Regions from separate parts of the Mus musculus genome. Here all the other regions are linked to region 1. The links are chromatin loops, found by intact Hi-C in ENCODE. Cell type or tissue: left cerebral cortex. All regions are shown on one strand.

Region 1 (8,000 bases):
GCCTGGTCTACAGAGTGAGTTCCAGGATATCCAGGGCTACACAGAGAAACCCTGTTTCAAAAAAGTTACTTTTTGTACCTTGAAATCTAAAATATGTCTCAACTCTGTTTATTTCTTTTACAGTATAACATGCTCCCCCTCCCCCCACCCCGCCGCAGTTTTTCAGTTCCAGATCTAGGTAGGCACCCAATCTCTGGCAGCTTATCAAGTCAGCTGATGTGAAAATCCGCCCACAACTCACAAAATATAGAGGGAAGACAGAGGGGAAAAAGGGGCGGGCTCATTGCTTCAGCAAGAAGATAGTGGTGCAGAGCCTCCCATGCCAGATTGCTTGGAGACAGGAGAAAAACTGTACGTATTTAATGAAATGCTAACTAAACTAAAGTGGGGGAGGCTTCCTCAGGGGAGCTGGATCTTGCTCCTGTTAGCCTGCCATAGTGGGTCTCTATAGATCAGCTGAGGCTGGGGTGGGGTGGACGGTGGGAGCTCTGCTGTGGTCGGAAAGTACCGATGCCACTCTGTGCTTTCTGGTATGGCCAATGTTACTTAAATACGATTGGGAGGAGTGCAACCTTTTGAGTTTGTAAATCAAAGCAGGTGCCCAGATTCCTGGAGGATTGACTGGAGGACCTTGGGGGTGCTCTGGCCCACCCTGCCACCCAGCCCACACCTTAAGTGCCCCTCCTCCACACCTACCTACAACTTTCTTTTCAGGCTCCCACAGCACTCCCCCTTCCCCAAACCTCCAAGCTTTTGGAATTTCTCTCTTCCCAAGGACACGGGTATCAGGTAATACTCTTTCTGGCCTTAAATGACTCTTGTGGCATCAGGGAAGGATCAGTTTTTTTCCAGTAGGGTGGGGGTGGGAGATTTATCCCATCTACAAATCCATCTACAGTTTTAGTTCACTGGGTGCTGGGAATGAACCAAGTCCTCTCTCTGCAAGAGCAGCAAGCTCCCTTCCCTGTTGAGCCATGACTTTACCCCCACTTTAATACTTTTGTTTAGGAATAAAATATCAAATTTCTTGAAAAGCAGAGTTCACAATTGTTGTTAGATCAATGGCCTAGTGGCAGCCTGAGGATACCAGGCAAGCTCCTTCAGAGTGGACAGCCTAGCTGCTAAGATGATTGGAAATACTGTTCTGGGAGGTGGGGGACAGGTCGAGGAAGAGGGAGACCTAACCATGCCTCCCTTCAACCCTAGGGCCCTACTCCATGCCATCCTGTGCACACCTAAAGTACCCTCCTCCACGGCTATCCTGGTCCCTTAAACAGACCCTTAACCAGAGTGTAAAACAGGGTCTTCTTGAGGCAGAGTAGCAGGTATGATTGGCCTGCTGCCTTTGACTGTGAGCTATAGCCAGGTTCCACCAAGTCCCATACTCCTCACAGTAAGCCATAGCACCTGTTGTGTTGGGAAAACTTAGAAAAGTAAAGATTTCCTTTGTTCTTCAGACTTTTCTATGGGTTAAAAATGGCAGCCAGGTCCTCACAGCACAGGCCAAGGGACATAAAGCAACTGAATTTGGTGAAAGTTACTGTATCTGCTGTCTCACAGTGGTCTCTCTAGAAGCCACCGCAGCTTCTCTAATGTTTTCACCTCCTCTGACTCATACCCAAAGAGAAAGGTCGTGAGTAATACTACTGTTTCTCAGATAAGCCATGTGCTTCTGAGGGCTAGTAGTCTAGATGAACACCAGAGGGCCTTAAGAGAGTCCATGACTGAGCAATAAAATGGTGAGGTTCTAAAATGGCGACTTTTTTCATCACCTTCCGGACCTGAGAACAAATCTTGGCTACTTAAAACAAGTCTGTGCAGCCTTTCTCCTCTCATTGGTGCCCCTGCCAGTGAGCAAATCCAAACAGTTCAAGGCCAGAGCAGGATGTGGTTTTTGATTGACACAGTAAGATGAACGAACTTGCTCTTTGTTTCATTATGGTGAATATATTCAAAACCCCTTGGGCTAGCTTTAGAATTACGGTACGTTATTGTGAGCAGTATTCATCCTACTGTGCCTTTGAACACCAGATCTGATATCACTTTAAAGAAATTATTATCTGTTCTGTCTCTACTCCCCACAGCCCCTGGTAAGAGATATTTTTACTTGCTTGTGTGTTTACAATAGCCAGCACATGGAACACACTAGTAGGCTTCTCTGATGACTTAATAAGCCAACTCGAGCTGAATTAAAAGTAGAAAAGCATATTTATTTCAGAACAGTTCCAGGGCAAGGTCACCAGTCTCAGGGCACAAGGTGGAAGTCCTGCCCAGGCTATGGCAGGGAAGGTGTTTTTATAGATTGTTGGTGAAGGAAAATGACCTGTCTGCCACAAGCTGGGCTTGAGTCCCAGCGTGGTCACCTAGGCTGGGGACAAGGTTGCTACAGCTACCATGAATGTGGAACTGGGCTTTGGGTGCCAGGGCTGGGGTGGTGGGAGGTGTGGGGTATGGGCCAAGTCGGAGGCTCCAACCAAACAGACATCAGCATCTATCAGTGGATGAGTGTGGAAAACCTGTGATACATACTCCCATATATACTGGAATACTATGTACTAGTAAGATAGGATGTCTTTTGTGACAACATGGCTGGACCTGGGTGACATGCTGAGACAAATTAGTCAGGCACTGAAAGGCCAACATTGTTCATCAGTTGTAGAGGGGTTTGTTAGCTAAAAGCAGACAGGAGTTTACACTCTTTTCTTCGATTTGGAAAGATTTTTGAAATCACAGTGCAGAACCTGAAATCACAATGAAACCAAACCACTCCTTTACAATCTGAAGGGGTTTAGAAATCTCCCAAGACTTCCTTTCTATAGGGAGTGTGAGGAGGGCTGAGGAGGGCTCCCAGCAGCACATGGCTGAGAGGTGCTGGGGCTGGAAATGAGCACAGGCGAATTTATTATGCTATCATTTTATATTCTGTAGAACTAGAAAGAATTAAGGCTGGGAGTTCTGTGTGGATCCAAAATGCAAAAGCTCAGTGCTTAAAGCCTTCTTTCTAATCCTAAGGCTCCTTTCCCTCCTTGTTAATGTAATAGAAGCTTTCTGGTATTTTAGGTGTGCGAAAATGCACAAAATGCAAGGATTAAAGTCAGTGAAAACTCTGTAAAAACTATAATTAGCACTCAATAAAATTAATTCATTTGGTATACATTTCTGTGAATTTTGAAAACATATAATCAGGTGTTCTTCATTAAGATACATAGGGGCTGGAGACTTGGCTCAACCACTGAGAGCATTTATTGCTCTTGCTAAGGACTGAGGTTTCACTCCCAGCACACATATGGTGGCTCAACACCCACCCCTAATTCCAATTCCAGGGATCCAATATATTTTCTAAATTCCTCTAACAGTAATCATGCATGTAGTACACTACATACATACATACATACATTACATTCACACATTCTTACATTTAGCTGACAAAGCACTCTTAAATGTAAAATAAATAAGACTAAAACAGTCATTTTAAAAATATATACAGACCCCCTACCCTACCTGTTTCCCCGTTGTCTGCTGCAGACACTCTCACCACTCCTCCGCCACAGCCATGAGTAGTCACCTTTCCAGATGACTTAAAATGGGTCCATGAAGCAGAGAAGTCCCACAAGAGTTCTTTCAGCTTGTCACAGCAATGCCTTCTGCTCATCACTCACAGTGCAGTGCTAATCAGTAGTGTGTCAGAAACATGCACTGCTGGTGAGATGCTGAGGGATCATACCCATAGCATCGCCTACACAGAATCATGCTCTGAGTTCAGAAATTTTTAAGAATCTCACCAGCAAATACTATGCAAAGAGGTTGTGAAAAGCTGTCAGGAAACTTCTAGAGAAGTGATAGGAGGAAGTGAATAGTGGCAGTTGGGGGTCTCTTCACAAAGGAAACTGGGACTTCCTGTAGCTCTCTGACCTTTGCATGAGCTTACTTTCGGGTTAGTTTAGGGACACTTTGGGGAAGAAGCCCTTGGGACATTTGGCCTGTTAAAGTGGCATGAGATAAGGCAAGCACAGGCATGTGTTCCAAGTTGTTTCTTGTGTTGAGAGGTTTACCTTGTCATCAGCTTGGGGATATTTTAATGGTCACAAATGTGTCATTTTCACAGGGATCCTTAAAGCTGCTGCAAATATTCACATAAAGATGTCTTGCAACTTGAATTCCTTTCCAGCATGGGAATATGTGGGTAGGATGGGAGCATATCACATTTTACACTTACAAACAGCTTTGTAGAAGCTGTAAAATTTAGCCTTAAGAAGTTGTTAGTTCTACCTCAACATGGACATCCACATCAATGTATAACCATCCTGTTATGCAGACAGTGATTTTGCTCTTAAATCGAAGATGATTTTGCCCAAGACAAGTTCACAAACATTCCCTTACTTTTCTAAAAATCAAATGACTTTATGATATTAAGTTTTGTGCTTGGATCTCTATGTCTACAAATGGACTGTAGAAATTTATGCCTATTTATTTATTTATTTATTTTTTTAGGAGACAGATAGAAGGTTGTTTCAGTAGCACACACGGGAGTGATGCCATCTTTTCCCTGTCTAAAGACTGTTCATCTCTGTTAAGTGTCTCTTGACCACCCACATGTGTTTGACCTCATTGTGGAGTCCTGTTTTCTGCTGTGTTGTTTCAGTGTCTACTCTGATGCTAGCACCAGGCTTTCATTCCTGTTCCCATGAGAACATGAGACATCAGGTCAGGCCTTGTGATCTTTCTGATTTTGACCTCTTCATTCTCAGAATAATTTTTGACTATTAATTTTTGACTCTTTTTAATTTTCATATTACTTCTCATACAACTTGGTGCTATGATTTTTTTTTTTCTGAAGGCAACTACATCTCTGGAATATGTTACACATATATGTGTGTTCAGAAATTGTTGACATGAGCAATATGGAGTGTTCTAGTTCATTATGTGTTTAGCGCTGCCTTGATTTCTTTCTTTATTTCAAAAATGTAACATGTACGAGTGCTTCGCCTGCATAGATATCTATGGATTGTGTGCATTCCTAGTGCCCACCAAGGTTAGGAAAGTTCTCAGACTTCCTGAATATGGATTTACAGAGGCTTGTGAGCTCTTATATTGGTTCTAGATTTAACCCAGGTCCTCTGAAAGATCAACAAATGTTCGAAACCACTGAGCCAACTTTCCTTTTTATTTCTTTATATATTTACATGTAGTTTTTGTTATGCTGACTATGAACATCCTATTTTTAGATTTGTAATTTTATGTTTTTTTGGCATTACTGTCTAAGATATTAATTTCCACTTGACAGGACAATACAACTGATTTTACCATGCTGTCACCCTGTCCTGCAGTTTTATAAACTCATTTTTTTTTTTTTTTTTTACATCCAACGGTCTTTTGTAGATTTGTTTGGATTTTTATGTAGATAGAACCCTGTCATCTGTGAAAAGAAACACTTTCACCTGTTTCTGAGAAGCATAAACCTCCTTTCGTTCTTTAAGAGACTCATTTTATGTATGTGGCTGTTTGCCTGCAGGTTTGTACATAACATGAATGCCCAGTGTGTACAGAAGCCAGAAGAGGGCAATGGACCCCTTGGAACTGGAGGTGTGCAATGTTGTAAGCTACCTTCAATTCAAGTCCTCTGGAAGAGCTGAAAGAGATCTTAACAGCTGAGCCATTCTCCAGACACCTGACCCTATTTCTTTGTCCTGGCGAGCACCTCCTGGGAAAAGTCTACCTGGAGTAATGAGCAGACATCTGACTCTTGCTCCTGATTGCTGGGAACACATTCATAATGGCACCATTGAGAGTGCAGCTGACTGAAGTTGGACTTACTGCTTTGTTTTTAATGGATGAATTTTGTAGGGTTGAAGAAGTTCCTTTCACTTCCATTTTCCACATATTTTTGTTGTTTATTGAGATATTTCTAATTTTTCCTCTTTTCTTATTTTGTAATACATCTAATTACATCAATTTATTTTCTAGTGTTTCTACAACTCCTTCTAGCCAGGGCGCTTTTTATGGAGCCAAAACCAGATTTTTGTTGTTTGCATGTCACTGGGATCTCCACTCCGTCCATTTTTGCTCTTCCATTATTCACCCTGAGTTCAGTGATCAGAAGTCTCCCTGGCAGAAGTTCTGTTTCCATCCTCTCTAGACTTCTTTCTACCATGGACATCCTTTGTGGACCAGGGCCTTCTCTAAAAGGGTTGGCAGAAGCCTTTCAGGAACTGATAGGCAATTGTAAAGCTTTGTGGTGAATTTATTTTATTTTCCTTAAGAAATTCTTAAAAATTATCATTCTTATATTCATATTTTCAGGTAAAATTGTCCAAGGAAAATGTTTCAGAATCATCTCCACTGTGTCTCCTGTTAAACTTTACTGCTGCTATGGAGTGATCATGGTCCTCACTGTAGCTGTAATTGCTCTTTCTGTTGCTTTGTCAAGTAAGTGACTTATTTTCCAAATTATGTGACACTTCGTCCACATTCACATGGTCAGTTATACTTACTGACCACTGTGACCCAGGCATTGTGGGAAGGGCTCTGGAGAAATCACACTGGAAATTCCTGTTCTCTGGGAACTTAGGTTCTAGCTGGAAGTTGCAGTGAAGGAACACACAGTCTGTGGTGTACACAGGAGTCTTGGCTTGGCATCTGTGAGAAGATGACTTTCAGTAAGCTCTCAACTGAGATGTCAGGGACATAAATCTCCTTGGGGAACTGTTCAAGGCAGAGAATAAAGAGAGGAAATTTCAAAGTAGGAACCTCAAAGGTGAGGACAGGGAAGAGTAATATGGCCAGGAAGATACAGTGCCTCCCACCATAACCTAGTTGAGTTACCAGGCTTAACTGAATTTTCAAAGTATTAAATGGAAAGTTTCTGAAGTAAGAAATTTATAGGATTTTAGTACCACAATATCAGAATAGTGCAATACAATCTTGCACTGTCCTCTTAAGTATTTGAAGTCATCCTTTAGTGCAACATGTCTGCACCGTATATACTGCTTACCCAAAAGTTCTCACAGCAATCTCAGTTATCAGGCTGGGTGTCAGTAGGTGTCCCTACAGAGTGCTTGCTGCTGTAGCAATTCCCACTGTAGTAAACGGTCATCCAAAGCTCAGAAAGTAATGCTGTTATAGAAGTGCACTCCCTGGGAGCCCTACTGACAGTGAGCACCTGAGAGAGAATGGGACACAGGCCCAAGGTGGGAGGATTTTAGTTAAAAGCACATCTCGCTCAGGAGAGGAATCCTACAGATCAGTTAGGAAAGCTACCATCAGAGTCAGACCTCACAGCTGAGCTCAGGAGGGTGTGCCAAAAAGAGAGAGAAAGTATGTTTGTCATGATTCATTGTATTTTCTACATTTTAGCAAAAAAGACAGAACAGATCATAATCAACAAGACCTATGCTGCTTGCTCAAAAAACTGGACTGGAGTTGGAAATAAATGTTTTTATTTTTCTGGATACCCACGTAACTGGACATTTGCCCAGGCCTTCTGCATGGCACAAGAGGCCCAACTAGCTCGGTTTGACAACGAGGAGGAGCTGGTAAGCAAGGGACAGGGATTGGTTTGTCTGTCTGTTCTGTTGAACATTACATTGCCTTGCAATAGAGAGTTACAGATGAGGCCTGCGGAAGGATCCCATCCCAAGCACATGGAGACATAGGGAACGTGAGTGTGCACCATTTGCTGATGCTTGACTTCTGACTGGAGCCCTGACACAGTCAAGAAACATTCTCTCATGAAGTGCTCATAGTCAGCTGGAAGGTCAAATATGCCATTTTACTGGGATACCTGGTGGCCATGAGTGTTTTCCCATATGCTGGCATATGTTGGGTACAGAAGGACACAACTGATAATAACTGCAGTGGGAGGTTAACACAGAACTTTTCAGGCCACAGAGGAATGTGACCCTCAGTTACATCCTCCTGTTATCTCTAGAGAAAGTTGTGGAGTGGAGAGACTCCAGGATCATCTGAAACAAAGAGACATATATGTTTTTGATTTTTTTGTG
Region 2 (8,000 bases), 290 kb after region 1:
GTGAAGGAAACTCAGACAACAGCTTTGCAATGTGCATAGTGGCAGAAGTTGCCTGGGAAGCTTGGAGCTTGTGTTTTGCAGATCCATTGTAATTAAAATAGAATTGTAAGGGGGTGGCTTGGGGTGGGGTGGGGGTGGGGGGCGCTGAACCTACTCAGGACCAAATCCTTTCTGTTTTGAGCTCTTGATAAGTTACAGAAAAAGAATATAATGGGGTTTCCTACTTAATTCTTCAGAAAGGAAGCAAAATTGTGTTTCTTGTGTTTCAAACTGTCTATGCTCCATTATATTGTGTTCCTTTATTTTCCTTTTCCCCCTCATTCCTGTTTCTTCACATTAATTTTTTTTTTTTTAATTTGTGGAAAGACTACTGAATTTTGAGAAAGTAAGATTGACATCTATCAAAATACAAAATTCCCAACAAATGCTAATGTTTATCACTTAAACCAAGTATTCTGAAATAATAATAATAATAATAATAATAATAAATTATAATAAATTATTATTACTGAGGATGATGATGACTGACTGACTGATTGATTGATTGATTGATTCTTTGGCAAAGTCTCATACTTTACCCCAAGCTGGCCTGGAACTCCTGCTCCCTCTGCCTCAGCAGGGTTGACTTTTTAAAATCAAATACACAAATATTTAGCCATTGGAAACATTTCCTGAGAATGTGGAGCTTCTGTCTCAAGTGCAGCTGTTGCATAGCTAGCTGCAGGCATTTTGAAGCCTGTCTTGTGAATGTGGAGCTCCTGTCTCAAGTGCAGCTGTTGTATAACTAGCTGCAGGCATTACACAACTTCACTCCTTTGAAGCAGTAGCTTGTTTTATCATTGAAACAGTTTTTAAGTAAGCTAAAAACCAGGCCAGCAATACTTCATTTCTTTGGGTTTTTTGAGAGATCATTTCCAACATTACTTTTAAATAAAGACAGGAAAGTTATGTTCAAATTGTGCTATGGAACACATTCGAATTTAGAAGGAGATCTGTGTGTATACAGCAAAATTCCTGTTTACATATTAGAAGGAAACAGACAGTATCAGAATTATACTGGTGTAAACACAGAGGATTATCTGTAAATCTTACTCTTAATATCATATAAGAAATGCTGGTGTAGAACTCTAAATAAATAAAATTACCATTCTGAGTTTTTGAAATGCCCAATAACCATAAATGTGTTCCTTTAATTCCTAACTTGTTAAGAGTTCTTGTTATTTTAGACTAATATTATTTTTTTCACATGATTTTGGTAAGCTTGTTAAAATGCTCCCATATTTTTATCCATTAGTTATGTCAGTGTGTTCTATTACATTTATGTGCCTTTATTAATTTATTTACTGACTAGGTTCTCTGAGACTGATCCTTACATAGTCCAGGTTGAGTTCAAACTTCTAATGTAGCCAAGGCTAGTCTTGTACTCCTGACTCCAGCTTCTGCCTCCCTAGCACTGGAAATATAAAAGTGTACCAACCTGTTTGTCTCGTTGACTGGAGCAGGAGTTACACAGGTGGTTATGAGGTGCCCCTTTAGGAGCTGAGATTTAGGAGCTAACTCCTGTCCTCTAGAAGAGCAACAATTGATCTTAACTCCTCAGCCATCTCTGCAGCCTCCTGCTGATCCCAGTCTGTCCCCATCCTTGGCACTCAGTGTTATTCTCAGTCCTAGCCAGTCTATTCTTAGGGAGCAAAATCTATGAATAGCTTGGATGTTGTTTGCTTTCAGCCTGATCTTCACTCTTTCTGTTTCTTGTTTCTTCATTGGCCCTTTGTTCAATGACTGGAAGACTCCATGTTTCCCTTTCATCTAGTCTTCTGTGAGCATTAGACATCATTTATAAACCAGGACCTTCTGTGAAGGGGTTTGCAATGGGTGAATACAAGCCAAATCTACAGATAATTCTTTTTCTTTAAATGTTTTTTGAGATTGGTGTTCTCATATTTATATTTTCAGGTAAAATTCTCCAAGGAAAAAGGCACGGAACCATCTCCCCTGAGTCTTGTGCTAAGCTTTACTGCTACTATGGAGTGATCATGGTCCTCACTGTAGCTGTAATTGCTCTTTCTGTTGCTTTGTCAGGTAAGTGACTTATTCTCCAAATTATGTGACACTTTGTCCACATTCACAAGGTCAGTTATACTTACTGACCACTGTGACCCAGGCATTGTGGGAAGGGCTCTGGAGAAATCACACTGGAAATTCCTGTTCTCTGGGAACTTAGGTTCTAGCTGGAAGGTGCAGTGAAGGAACACACAGTCTGTGGTGTACACAGGAGTCTTGGCTTGGCATCTGTGAGAAGATGACATTCAATAAGCTCTCAACTGAGATGTCAGGGACATAAATCTCCTTGGGGAACTGTTCAAGGCAGAGAATAAAGAGAGGAAATTTCAAAGTAGGAACCTCAAAGGTGAGGACAGGGAAGAGTAATATGGCCAGGAAGATACAGTGCCTCCCACCATGACCTAGTTTAGTTACCAGGCTAAACTGAATTTTCAAAGTATTAAATGGAAAGTTTCTGAAGTAAGAAATTTATAGGATTTTAGTACCACAATATCAGAATAGTGCAATACAATCTTGCACTGTCCTCTTAAGTATTTGAAGTCATCCTTTAGTGCAATGTGTCTGCACCGTATATACTACCTACACAAAAGTTCTCACAGCAATCTCAATTATCAGGCTGGGTGTCAGTAGGTGTCCCTACAGAGTGCTTGCTGCTGTAGCAATCCCTACTGTAGTCAATGGTCATCCAAAAGCTCAGAAAGTGATATAGAAGTGATATAGTGTTATAGAAGTGCACTTCCTGGGAGCCCTACTGACAGTGAGCACCTGAGAGAGAATGGGACACAGGCCCACGGTGGGAGGCCTTTAGTTAAAGGCCCATCAGATCAGTTAGGAAAGCTATCATCAGATTCACACCTCACAGCTGAGCTCAGGAGGGTGTGCCAAAACGAGAGAAGACCTGCTTGCCATGATCCATTGTATTCTCTACATTTTAGCAACAAAGACAGAACAGATCCCAGTCAACAAGACCTATGCTGCTTGCCCGCAAAACTGGATTGGAGTTGAAAATAAATGTTTTTATTTTTCTGAATACCCAAGTAACTGGACATTCGCCCAGGCCTTCTGCATGGCACAAGAGGCCCAACTAGCTCGGTTTGACAACCAGGATGAGCTGGTAAGCAATGGGCAGGGATTGGTTTGTCTGTCTGTTCTGTTGAATATTATATTGCCTTGAGATAGAGAGTTACAGATGAGGCCTGAGGAAGGATCCCATCCCAAGCACATGGAGACATAGGGAATGTGAGTGTGTGCCATTTGCTGATGCTTGACTTCTGACTGGAGCCCTGAGACAGTCAAGAAACTTTCTCTCATGAAGTGTTCATAGTCAGTTGGAAGGTCAGATATGCCATTTTACTGGATACCTGGTGGTCATCAGTGTTTTCCCATATGCTGGCACTTGTTGTGTACAGAAGGAAGCAACTGTTAATAACTGCAATGGGAGGTTAACCCAGAACTGAGTAATGTGACCCTCAGTTACACCCTCCTGTTATCTCTAGAGGAATCTGTGGAGTGGAGAGATTCCAGGATCATCTGAAACAAAGAGACACATGTATTCTTGGTTTTTGTGTTTTATGACAGAATTTCCTAATGAGATACAAGGCGAATTTTGATTCCTGGATTGGCCTGCACAGAGAGTCGTCAGAGCACCCTTGGAAGTGGACAGACAACACTGAGTATAACAACACGTATGTTTTCACAAAGTTTTTCCTTCTATTATGTTCATGTGTTGTGATATGTGTGAGTTGTGGCTATGGGAGATGAAAGGCAGTGTCATGTGAAGCCAATTGTACTGGGAAGGAAGAAAAAAGAAAATGAACCCTTGCATGGAGGTGTGGCTCAGAGGTAGAGATTGTGTTTACATGCAACAGCCAATCCCCAGAAAACTCCACATTCCCACAAACTTAAATGCTTCGGAGGTTTTCCTGTTTATTGGCCGTCATTTTCAAAACTTCCACTTAGTGTTGTTTTACTCAAAATCTTTACTCTAATGATGGTGTCTGGGAGTAGCTATTGTTTGCTCTGGCTCCAACTTAAACATTTCTGTTGTTGATAAATGTCCTGTGAGGGATATAGACAGAGCCTTAGATGGGCAGTGGGGGCTCTGGAATCCCAGAAAGCCACTGCAGTATCTGCAAGCCTGAGATTCAGCTTTCCACTATTTGCATGTCTGCACCTGTTCAGGAAAGCAGAGACTCTAAGTACATTTGGAACCTCCTCTAAAGTCTCATCATCACTGAGCTCCCAAAACAGTTCTTGGGTTTGAGCTGTTTTCCTGGGATGGTAAATCACAGACTCAGTCACATCCATCACTGAAGCCCTTAGAGCCATTTATTAAGAAGTGGGCGTCCCCATATATAAAATGCCTAAAAACAGAATTGAAAATCACCCTTAGTCGGGTCACTCATGGCTGCAGTTCATTTGAACATGGCAGCGAGCACCAGCCCAATGCCTTGTACACACATTACAGGATTCACCATGGACAAATGACAAAGGAGTGGTGTACAAATCCTGAGAATATGAGACAGTAGGTGTAAAACTAATGCAGGTGATTCCTCAGGGACTTTTTGATTCATATTACCAAAAATCAGTGGAGACTGGTGAGATTTCATTGCAGGAGCAAATGCAGTTCTGGGTTCTGCAGGCTTACTGTTTTTGGTTTCTTTTCAGGATTCCCATCCGGGGAGAGGAAAGATTTGCCTACCTGAACAACAACGGGATCAGCAGTACCAGGATCTATTCACTTCGGATGTGGATCTGTAGCAAGCTCAACAGCTATAGCCTCCACTGCCAAACTCCTTTTTTTCCTTCCTAGCATTTACCAAGAGACGCTTTTTAGCCTGTTATCTGTGGGTGCTACTCTTTCCCCTATGGTCCCAAAGTGCTATCAAACCAGATAGAGAATATTTCTTAACATCAGAAATGAAAACCATCATTTCATTTCATGCAGAGATTGTTCAGTGGTTAAAATCACTGACTACTCTTCCGAAGGTCCTGAGTTCACATCTGAGCAACCACATGGTGGCTCACAAACATCCGTAATGAGATCTTCTGAGGTGTATGAAAACAGCTACACTGTACTTTATACTCTGCAATTTAAAGCATGAGGGACATAGGAGAGTTAGCTACCCCACACTGATGAGTCCCAAAAAGGACGAAATAACAGGCTAAAAAGCCTCTCTTGAACTCTTCATCCTTTCTTCTCCCTCTTGGTCTTTTTAAAGACCAGGTCGCTGAGGAGAAAGAGATGGAGAAATGGGGGAAGGGAAGGGGAGAGGGACATGATTGGGGGAGGGGAGGGGAGGGAAATTAATAAAAAAATAAAACCAAAATACTACATTTGTACGGACTTCATTTATGCTTATTGCTTGTATGTTCGTATATATTTACCCCACCTGTGCTGAGCAGACAACGCAGAGACAGCTCAGACAGAGATCAGACAGGACCAGAAGGAATCAGCTCCCTGCTTACTGTGAGTGGTGATGTGGATGCTGGAAATGGAGCAAGAGCAAGTGCCCCTAACTGCTGAGCCATCTTTCCAGCCTTCTTGTCTCCCTTTTATTGGCACTGCTGATCAAGCTTTGCAAAAGTAGCATGTATCCCTGCAGTTTTTGTAACTTTTTTTTAATAAGCTCTTGCCTAAATCTGTGACCCTCCTTAAGTAGCTGGGGTCACAGGTGTGTATCACCACACCAGCCATTCTGCTTCTTATTATTAAAGACCAAGAACATTTTTAAATATGCGTCGATACTATGCCTGCATGTGTGTCTATGTAAGGGTGCCACATCCTTTGAAACTGGAGTGACAGGCAGTTGTGGCTCCCATATGGGTGAATCAGGTCTAATGCCTCTAACCACATATACATTTTGAGTAATGTATTGTCTTTATTTTAAAGCCAGGCTTTATTATTTATTAGGTGAATGAAAGCATATTTCACTCTGAAAATGACTTTCTCAGCCCCCCCCCATTAGTCCTAATAACACTCTTTACTTCTAATTCATTTTACTTCCTACATCCAATAGAAAGGTAGACTGTGTTCCCTGGGATGGTTCAGAGAAATAAATGTTTTATACCATTAGATTGTTTGCTCTTAATTTACAGAAGAAATGTGATAGGCCTATGAACTTAGCTAACCCAGTAATATTGTACACAGTAGACTCAAAGAAATAGGTGTACTAATATTAATTCCTATGATTCAAATTACTCAGGGAAATGTTTTGCCAGTGTCCCTATCTGATATTTATATTAAATACATGGTAAATTTCCTTCCATTGCTCTCTGGAAATAATGCTGAAAGGAACAGCAACTTTTCATGAGCATTGGCCCTTCTAAGGGATCTATCTCCAAGATGTCAGTGAGCTGTTCAAAACAGTCTCTCTCTTTCTCTCTCTCTCTCTCTCTCTCTCTCTCTCTCTCTCTCTCTCTCTCTCTCTGTGTGTGTGTGTGTATGAATTTATCACTAGTTTAATGAATCATAACAGTATATAGAAAAATTTCCTTCCTTCCTTCCTTCCTTCCTTCCTTCCTTCCTTCCTTCCTTCCTTCCTTCCTTCCTCCCTCCCTCCCTCCCTCCCTCCCTCCCTCCCTCTCTCTCTCTCTCTCTCTCTCTTTCTCTCTCTCTTTCTTTTTCTTTCTTCTTTTTCCTTTTGAGACAGTCTTACTATGTGGAATAGGCTGGCCTCAAACTCACAGTCGATTTCATTCGATATTAGAATGGCTACTCCATCTTGTTTCTTGGGGCCATTTGCTTGGAAAATTGTTTTGCAACCTTTTACTCTGAGGTAGTGTCTGTCTTTGTCACTGAGAAGAGTTTCCTGTATGCATCAAAATGCTGAGTCTATTTACATGTCCAGTCTGTTAGTCTATGTCTTTTTATTGGGGAATTGAGTTCATTGATATTAAGAGATATTAAGGAAAAGTGATTGTTACTGCCTGTTCTTTTCGTTGTTATGTTTGTGTGGCTATCTTCTTTTGGGCTTGTTGAAAGATTACTTTCTTGCTTTTACTAGGGTGTAGTTTCCCTCCCTGTGTTGGTGTTTTCCATCCTTTGTAGGGCTGGATTTGTGGAAAGATATTGTGTAAATTTTGTTTTGTCATGGAATATCTTGGTTTCTCCATTTATGGTAATTAAGAGTTTTGCTGGGTATAGTAGCCTGGGCTGGCATTTGTGTTCTCTTAGGGTCTGTATGACATCTGCCCAGGATCTTCTAGCTTTCATAGTCTCTGATGAGAAGTCTGGTGTAATCCTGATAGGTCTGCCTTTGTATATTACTTGACCTTTTTACCTTACTCCTTTTTATATTCTTTCTTTGTTTAGTGCATTTTGTCTTTTGATTATTATGTGACAGGAGGAAATTCTTTTCTGGGCCAGTCTATTTGGAGTTCTGTAGGCTTCTTGTATGTTCATGGCATCTCTTTCTTTAGGGTTGGAAAGTTTTCTTCTATAATTTTGTTGAAGATATTTACTTGCCCTTTGATTTGGGAATCTTTTCTCTCTTCTATACCTATTATCCTAAGGTTTTGTCTTCTTATTGTGTCCTGGATTTCCTGGATGTTTTTAGTTAGAAGCTTTTTGTATTTTGCATTTTCTCTGACTGTTGTGTCAATGTTTTCTATGTTGTCAGAGACTATCCCATTAGAAAGTGAGCCCTTCACAATCTCCCTAACAGGCCAAATGGCCTTGTACTAAGAGCTGGTTATCACCCCCCTTCCTCCCTATTCCTTTCTTGGCACCTGAGGCTGTTAAAACTGAAATATAGTCCCCTCTTCCCTATCTCTTCCTGAGTTCCCATGCCATCCAAGGACATGAGTTACGCCTGAGCCCAGCCTGACCCCCAAGGCTGTCAAGGAGGATCAATGTTCCAGAGATAAGCTCCAGAGTGCCCGCTGCCTGGTGCCTGACTTCGGCCCCCATGTCAGCAGATGCCCACTTCTTTGTT
Region 3 (8,000 bases), 78 kb after region 1:
GATGCCAACTAGCCTTCCTGTGACAAAACCAATTTTCCTATTTCCCTTTGGGCACCCAGAAGGGAATTCTTTACCCCAATTCAGCTAAAAGAAAGCAAAAGAAGATTGTTGTCCCAGTCCTTTAGGTTGGGGTGGATGGTTCTGGTTATTTTATGAATTGGAGATATGTTGTCATTTTAAGGGATAATTTGCTAATGTTGTAGCTTTGGACAGGGAGGAAACTAGAGAGCTTAGACTCAGGGATTTCTACCTTTCCTTTCCTCTTATCTATCCTTCCGTCTTAGGTAAAGTAAAGAGGAGTAGAAGAGAAAAAGCCAGATATAGTAGTATCATAGAAATTAAAGGAGTAGGCAAATAGGGATATGTAATCAAATTTAGTCTTAGACAAAACAACGAATAGCCACATCTTACATTGGTTGAAGTTTTTGTAATTGATGCAAATTAAAGTTATACATTTACATTGGTACACAATTTATAGATTGATATAGATCTAAGGTTTTCTTTATTGTGAATTTTTTATATTGATGCAAAGTTTGAAATTAATGTGCTTACTCTCTGACAGGCATTGTGTCTATGCAACTTATGTCGACTATAATGCTTAGATGCAGTCCTTCTAATAACTGACATTACAAACTGCCTAGGATGATTGAGTAATGCAAGTTAAAGGCCAAATAGTAAACTCATAGTTACATTATATTCTGATTTGATTATGAGTTACTCAATTAGAAATGACTAAGAATAGTTAGGATTTAACAGTTCAGCTGTACTTGACATAGATAGTCTTCAAAAGCATCAGAAGTCCACAGAATATGACATTTAAGGCCATTTCATTATTAAAGATCATTTGAGTAGAGACATGTCTTCTCCTGAGAGCACCCCCTTCTTCGTTCAAAGAAGAAATTGAGCATCAGTGGGGTTTCTCCAGTTGTGGCCAGATAGACTCTGGTAAGATTTGCCCCAATTCATCTATAGACAAAAATACTGTCCAGGAAAAGGACACACTATGTGGAATTTTTGACTGATAACTCTGTCAAGACAGGGTAAGCAGTTCTTTATAATTCTGCTTTACAAAGGTCTGTCAGATAATCCTGGCCAGAAGGCTGAAGACTGATGCTCTAACATTTTGAGGAATGAGTGACGGTCCAGGTTAGTTAGCTGTCTCTACAAATTGGTTAAGTTTTGGAAGTTATTTTTTGTGATGTTTAATTTGTTCATGGATTCTTCTGGGGGTTGAAGATAAGTTATAGTTTCATAGTACAGGCAAGTTGTTTTGTATTGAGATAGATGATATAGATTTGAGAGGATGGTTTTCAGATGGTGAAAGAAGCTAAAACCAGAACACAATTCAGGTAGAGATTTGCAAGTTCTTTAAGTTAGGATTGGTGGTAGAGTGCTTTATCTAAATTGACACATATGATGGCCTGGGTGTTAAGTGTATCTTATTCTTCATAATTTGCATGACTGGGATGATTGAGATCAATTTATACCTGAGAGAAAAAAGTCTTTTAATTGGACAAAAAGGAGGAATGTTGTGGGTTGCCCTGGGGCAGTTTGTACTCTGATGTTAATTCTGCTTTCTTAAGAGGGGCTACCTTGAAAATGAGTGGATCACATACTCAAGTGATTTCATGTGACCATTCTCCCCATTTTAACTTGTAAAATAAAGGCTAAAGCCTATGATTGGTCAGTGGAAGGGAAATGTGAGGCTGGGGCTTTTAGAGAGTAGAGGAAGAAGGATGGAGGAGAGGCGGTTAGAGGAAGATGAATCAGAATCACATGGCTTGGAGAAGCCGCTGGTACAAGGAATCTCATAGCTGGGGAACAAATTAATGTAGCTCTATATCTACCCAATCTATCCACACACCTTATAAATATTGTAACTGAGTTGTGTGGGTTTTGCACAGGCTTATTGGGGTAGAGATTTATTGCAACACAAGAACACATCCAAAGGATCATTCAACACGACCAAGTAGGCTTTATCCCATGGATGCAGGGATGGTTCAATATTCCAAAATCCATCAACATAATCCACTATATAAACAAAGTCAAAAAATATCATATAATCATCTGATTACATGCTGAAAAAGCCTTTGGCAAAATACAACACCCCTTCATGTTAAAATTATTGGAAAGATCACGAATTAAAGGCACACACCTAAACATCATAAAAGCATTATACAGCAGAACAATGGTCAACATCAGGTTAAATGTAGAGAAACATGAAGCAATCTCACTTATAATCAGGGACAAGACAAGGCTGCTCACTCTCTCCACATCTATTCAATACAGCAGTTGAAGTTTTAGCTAGAGCAATTAGACAACAAAAGGATGTCAAAGGGTTACAAATGAGAAAGGAAGAAGTCAAGGTATCGCTATTTGCTGATGATATGATAGTATGCATAGTTGATCACCAAAATTCTAACAGAGAACTCCTACATCTGATAAACAACTTCAGATAAGTGTCTGAAATAAAATTAACTCAGACAAATCAATATTCTTCCTCTACAGAATGGATAATCTGTTTTTTTTCTTTCTTTCTTTTTTTGGTTTTTTGGACAGGGTTTCTCTTTATAGTCCTGGCTGTCATGGAACTCATGGTGTAGACCAGGGTAGACTCGAACTCAGAAATCTGCCTCCCTCTGCCTCCCGTGTGCTGGGATTAAAGGCTTCCACCACCATGCCCAGCTAAAAGTAAGCATTTTCAACAAATGGTCATGGTCTGTATGTAGAGGAATTCAAATTGATCCATTTTTATCTCCTTGTACAAAGCTGAAGTCTAAGCAGATCAAGGACCTCAACATAAAATTAGGAACACTAAATCTAATAGAAGAGAAAGTGGGAAATAGCCTAGAACATTTTGGCACAGGGAAAATTTCCTGAACACAACAGAAATGGCTGAGGCTCTAAATTAGCAATTGGCAAATGGGACCTCATGAAACTGGAAAGCTTCTGTAAGGCAAAGGACACTCTCAACAGGACAAAATGACACCCTACAGATTGGGGAAACATCTTTACCAACCCTACATATGGTAGAGGACTAATATCTTAGATATGCAAAGAACTCAAGAAATTAGACTCCAGAAAATTAAGCAACCCAGTGAAAAAATGGGGTACAGAGCTAAACAAAGAATTATCAACTGAGGAATCTTGAATGGCTGAGAAGTACCTACAAAAATGTTCAACATCCTTAGTTATCATGGCAATGTAAATCAAAAGAACACTGAGATTCTACTTCATACCAGCCAAAATGGTTAAGATAAAACAACTCAGGTGACTGCAGTTGCTGGTGAGGAAGTGAGAAAGAGGAACTCTCCTCCATTGCTTGTGGGACTGCAAGCTGATGCAACCATTTTGGAAATCAATCTGCCAGCTACTCAGAAAATTGGAAATAAGTATTCCTGAATAACTAGCTACACAACTCCTGGTCATATATCCAAGAGATGCTCCATTATCCCACAAAGACATTTGCTGAGCTATGTTCATAATAGCCTTTTTTATAATAATCAAAAGCTGGAAACAATGCAGATCTCCCTCAATGGAAGAATGAATACAGAAGATGTGTTACATTTACACAATGGAATACTATTCAGTTATTAAAAACAAGGGCTACATGAATTTTGCAGCAAATGGATAGACCTAGAAAATATCCCAAGTGAGGTAACCCAGACCCAAAAGGATATACATCATCTCTACTCCCTGATAAGTGATTATTTGCCCAAAAGCTCAGAATACCCATGATACAAGTCACAGACCATACGAAGATTAACAAGAAGGAGGCCAAAGTGTGGAAGGTTCAATCTCACTTAGGAGGGGAAAAAAATAATCATGTGAGGTAGAGACAGAAAGGGACCTGGGTGGTAGAGGGGAGAGAAACGGAAAAAGGGGGTGGTCAGGATCAAGTGTGAGAAGAGACAGGAGAGAAGTCCAAAGGACTGGCAGAAGGAATAGAAATATGTGGCACAGGGGGTGGGGTTGGGGAATGGAGGGAGGAGGAGAAACCACTAGAAAGTGCCAGATCCAGGGATGCAAGGGGCTCCTAGGACCCAATGGGTATGGCATTAACTGAAATGCCCAACAGTGGGGAGGTAGAATCTGTAGAGACCACCTCCAGTAGATAGATATGGCCCCCCCAGTTGAGGGATGGGGCCACTCACCCTCAAAAATTTTAACCCAGAATTGTTCCTATCTAAAGGAAATGCAGAGTCAAAAAATGGAGCAGAGACTGAAGGAAAGGCCACCTAGAGAATTCCCCCCCCCCCAACTTAGAATTTATTCCATCTGCAGACACCAAATCCCTACTATATTACTGATGTTAAAATGTGCTTGCAGACAGGAGCCTGGTAAGGCTGTCCTCTGAGAGGCTCTGCTAGAACCTGACTAAGACAGATGCAGATACTCACAGTCAACTTTTGGACTGAGCCCAGAGACCATGATGGAAGAGTCCGGGGAAGGACTGAAGGAGCTGAAGAGTATTGCAACCCCTTAGGAAGAACAACAGACTCAAACAACTGGATCCCCAAGAGCTCCTAGGGACTAAACAAACAACCAAAGAGTATACATGGATGGGTCCATGATTCCAGCTAATTTGTAGCAGAAGAGTGAGTGATTCATCATGTGTCAGTGGGAGTGGAGGCACTTGGTCCTGTGGCAGCTTGATGCCTCAGAGAAGAGGAATGCTAGAGGGGCAAGGAAGGAGTGGGTATGTGGGTGGGAGAGAACCCTCTTATAGGCAAAGGAGAGGTGGAATGAGGTGAGAGGTTCATGGAGGGGAGATCAAAAAGGGGAACAACATTTGAAATGTAAATAAATAAAGTAATTAATAATAAAAAAAGAAATTGTTGACAACAGTAAAGTTTTGGTGAGGCAAAAAGAAAGGAGTCAGGCAAAGTAGAGAAAGGTTGAGTATGGCTAGTGATCTTCTGAAATGAATAGAGTTGTATTTGAGATGCCCCCACCCCCAACCCCCCATCCCCTGTTTATATAGAACCAGCGTCCAAAGGCACAGCTGAATGGTAGACTTCACACTTCTCACGTACAAGTTTGATCTGAATTTGATCCCTAGCACCACACACAATAAAAGTGCCTTCCACAAAAAAAAAAAAAAAAGCATTTTTGTACCTGCGAAATCTAAAACATTTCTCAGCTCTGTTTCTTTCCTTTGCAGTCTAGCATGTATTCCTGACTTCTCTAATCCCTTCCCAGTGTTTTAGTTCTAAGGGAGGGTGTGGTCTGACCTACTTAGAAGGTAGGCACCCAATCACTGGCAGCTTACCAAGTTAGCTGATTTGAAAATCTGACCACAAGCTCACACGCTGTCCGAAAAGTTTGTTCATTCATCAGAAGCTCATTGCTTCAGCAAGAAGATAGTGGTGCAGAGCCTCCCATGCCAGATTGCTTGGAAACAGGAGAAAAACTCTAAGTATTTAATGAAATGCTAACTAAACTAAAGTGGGGGAGGCTTCCTCAGGGGAGCTGGATCTTGCTCCTGTTAGCCTGCCACAGTGGGTCTCTATAGATATGCTGAGGCTAGGGTGGGGTGGAGGGTAGTATGGGAGGCTGCCCTCACATTCGCCATTGCAAGATGGCGCTGACATCCTGTGTTCTAAGTGGTAAACAAATAATCTGCGCATGTGCCAAGGGTAGTTCTCCACCCCATGTGCTCTGCCTTCCCCTTGACGACAACTCGGCCTATGGGCTGCAGCCAATCAGGGAGTGACACGTCCTAGGCGGAGGATAATTCTCCTTAAAAGGGGACGGGTTTTCGCCATTCTCTCTCTTGCACTCTTGCGCTCTGGCTCCTAAAGATGTAAGCAATAGAGCTCTTGCTCTCTGGCTCCTGAAGATGTAAGGAATCTTTTGCCACAGAAGATTCCGGTTTGTTGCGTCTTTCCTGGCCGGTCGCGAACGCGTGTAAGAGGGTAGGAGCTCTGCTGTGGTAGGAAAGTAATCATGCCACTCTGTGCTTTCTGGTATGGCCTGTGTTACTTAAATGTGTTGGGGGAAAGTGCAACCAACAGAGAATTTGTTAGTACCTCTTTCCAGGGTTTCTCCAGTTTGGACTCCACTAACTTACAGAAAGTGCTATAAACAAATGGCTCCCAACATGCCTAGAGGCTGGGATTTACTGTGCTCAATTGCTGTAAGTAAACTGTAGCAGAAGTGGGTGTTGTTGGTGTCAAGTTTGAACAAGGCCCCGTGCCATCACCCCCACCACCAGCAGATTTAGAGATACCCTCAGATACTCCTTTGGGGAAATGTCTGTGTGTCTCCCATTGACTTGAGGGCCTGCACTCACACTTGATCCTGAGATCCCTGCTACTGCAGAAGGATGTGGTCCTTTTGAGTTTGTAAATCAAAGCAGGTGCCCAGATTCCTGGAGGGTTGACTAGAGGACCTTGGGCTTGCTCTGGCACACCTTGCCACCCAGCCCACACCTAAAGTGCCCCTCCTCCACACCTCCCTACAACTTTCCTTTCAGGCTCCCATAACACATGGTGCACTCCCCCTTCCCCAAACCTCCAAGCTCTCAGAATTTCTCTCTTCCTGAGGACACTGGTATCAGGCAATATACTCTTTCTGGCCTTAAATGACTCTTGTGGCATCAGGGAAGGATCAGGTGTTTTCCAGTAGGGTGGGGGTGGGAGATTTATCCCATCCACAAATCCATCTACAGTTTTAGTTCACTGGGTGCTGGGAATGAACCAAGCCCTCTCTCTCTGCAAGAGCAGCAAGCTCCCTTCCCTGTTGAGCCATAACTTTACCCCCACTTTAATACTTTTGTTTAGGAATAAAATATCAAATTTCTTGAAAAGCAGAGTTCACAATTGTTGTTAGATCACGGGCCTAGTGGAAGCCTAGGGAAACCAGACAAGCTCCTTCTTAATGGACAGCTTAGCTGCTATGATGATTGGAAACAATGTTCTGGGAGGTGGGGGACAGGCCGAGGAAGAGGGAGATCTAACCATGCCTCCCTTCAACCCTAGGGCCCTACTCCATGCCATCCTGTGCACACCTAAAGTACCCCCCTCCACAGCTATCCTGGTCCCTTAAACAGACCCTTAAACAGAGTGTAGAATGGGGTCTCCTTGAGGTGTGATCTGCTTGCTGCCTCTGACTGTGAGGTTCCACCAGGTTCCACCAAGTCCCATAGTCCTCACAGTAAGCCATAGCGCCTGCTGTGTTGGGAAAACTTAGAAAAGTAAAGATTTCCTTTGTTCTTCAGACTTTTCTATGGGTTAAAAATGGTAGCCAGGTCCTCACAGCACAGGCCAAGGGACATAAAGCAACTGAATTTGGTGACAGTTACTGTATCTAATGTTTTCACCTCCTCTGACTGATACCCAAAGAGAAAGGTCATGAGTAATACTACTGTTTCTCAGATAAGCCATGTGCTTCTGAGGGCAAGTAGTCTAGATGAACACTAGAGCGCCTTAAGAGAGTCCATGACTGAGCAATAAGATGGTGAGGTTCTAAAATGGCGACTTTTTTCATCACCTTCCGGACCTGAGAACAAATCTTGGCTACTTAAAACAGGCCTGTGCAGCCTTTTCTCCTCTCATTGGTGCCCCTGCCAGTGAGCAAATCCAAATAGTTCAAGGCCAGAGCAGGATGTGGTTTTTGATTGACACAGTAAGATGAACGAACTTGCTCTTTGTTTCATTATGGTGAATATATTCAAAATCACTTGGGCTAGCTTTAGAAATATGGTACCTTGTTGTGAGCAGTATTCATCCTACTGTGTCTTTGAACACCAAATTTGATACCACTTTGAAGAAATTAATATCTGTTCTGTCTCTACTTCCCTCCAGCCTCTGGCAAGAGATATTTTTACTTGCTTGTGTGTTCACAATAGCCAGCACATGGAACACACTAACAGGCTTCTCTGCTGACTGAATAAGCCAATTTGAGCTGAATTAAAAGTAGAAAAGCCTATTTGTTTCAGAACAGTTCCAGGGCAAGTTCACTGGTCTCAGGGGACAAGACGGAAGTCCTGTAGGCTA

Evidence for each region. Hi-C counts contacts between places; a loop is a spot of excess contacts. Peaks named below come from ENCODE experiments on the same cell type or tissue, not always from the same donor. Only the 100,000 strongest peaks of a DNase experiment are listed, where the experiment ranks them.
Region 2: it touches region 1 in a loop (20-fold over the local background); 11 of 42 quality-filtered maps call a loop at or near these places.
Region 3: it touches region 1 in a loop (5-fold over the local background); 20 of 42 quality-filtered maps call a loop at or near these places.

What each region holds. Positions count from the first base shown.
Region 1 is chr6:128,887,316-128,895,315 of GRCm38, forward strand. BC035044 (cDNA sequence BC035044) reads right to left here and starts at 3,809. Exons shown (of 3, transcript NM_001254946.1): 1 at 3,502-3,809. The coding sequence starts at 3,652. Clec2i (C-type lectin domain family 2, member i) reads left to right here and starts at 272. Exons shown (of 6, transcript NM_020257.2): 1 at 272-351; 2 at 5,513-5,583; 3 at 6,301-6,426; 4 at 7,354-7,532. The coding sequence starts at 320. In left cerebral cortex, no CTCF peak of the experiment used is centred here; DNase peaks (open chromatin) are centred at 240 and 3,992.
Region 2 is chr6:129,181,136-129,189,135 of GRCm38, forward strand. It overlaps Clec2d (C-type lectin domain family 2, member d), which reads left to right. Exons shown (of 5, transcript NM_053109.3): 2 at 1,957-2,082; 3 at 3,000-3,178; 4 at 3,643-3,749; 5 at 4,732-5,400. The coding sequence ends at 4,876. Among named protein-coding and RNA genes, the nearest start is that of Clec2d, 4.5 kb to the left of the region's middle. In left cerebral cortex, no CTCF peak of the experiment used is centred here; a DNase peak (open chromatin) is centred at 760; H3K4me3 peaks cover 1,782 bases; H3K27ac peaks cover 1,323 bases.
Region 3 is chr6:128,965,389-128,973,388 of GRCm38, forward strand. All of the region lies in intron 2 of Clec2g (C-type lectin domain family 2, member g), which reads left to right. The region is part of intron 1 of Gm15987 (predicted gene 15987); the gene reads right to left. Among named protein-coding and RNA genes, the nearest start is that of Mir7649, 5.5 kb to the right of the region's middle. In left cerebral cortex, no CTCF peak of the experiment used is centred here; DNase peaks (open chromatin) are centred at 4,599 and 5,351.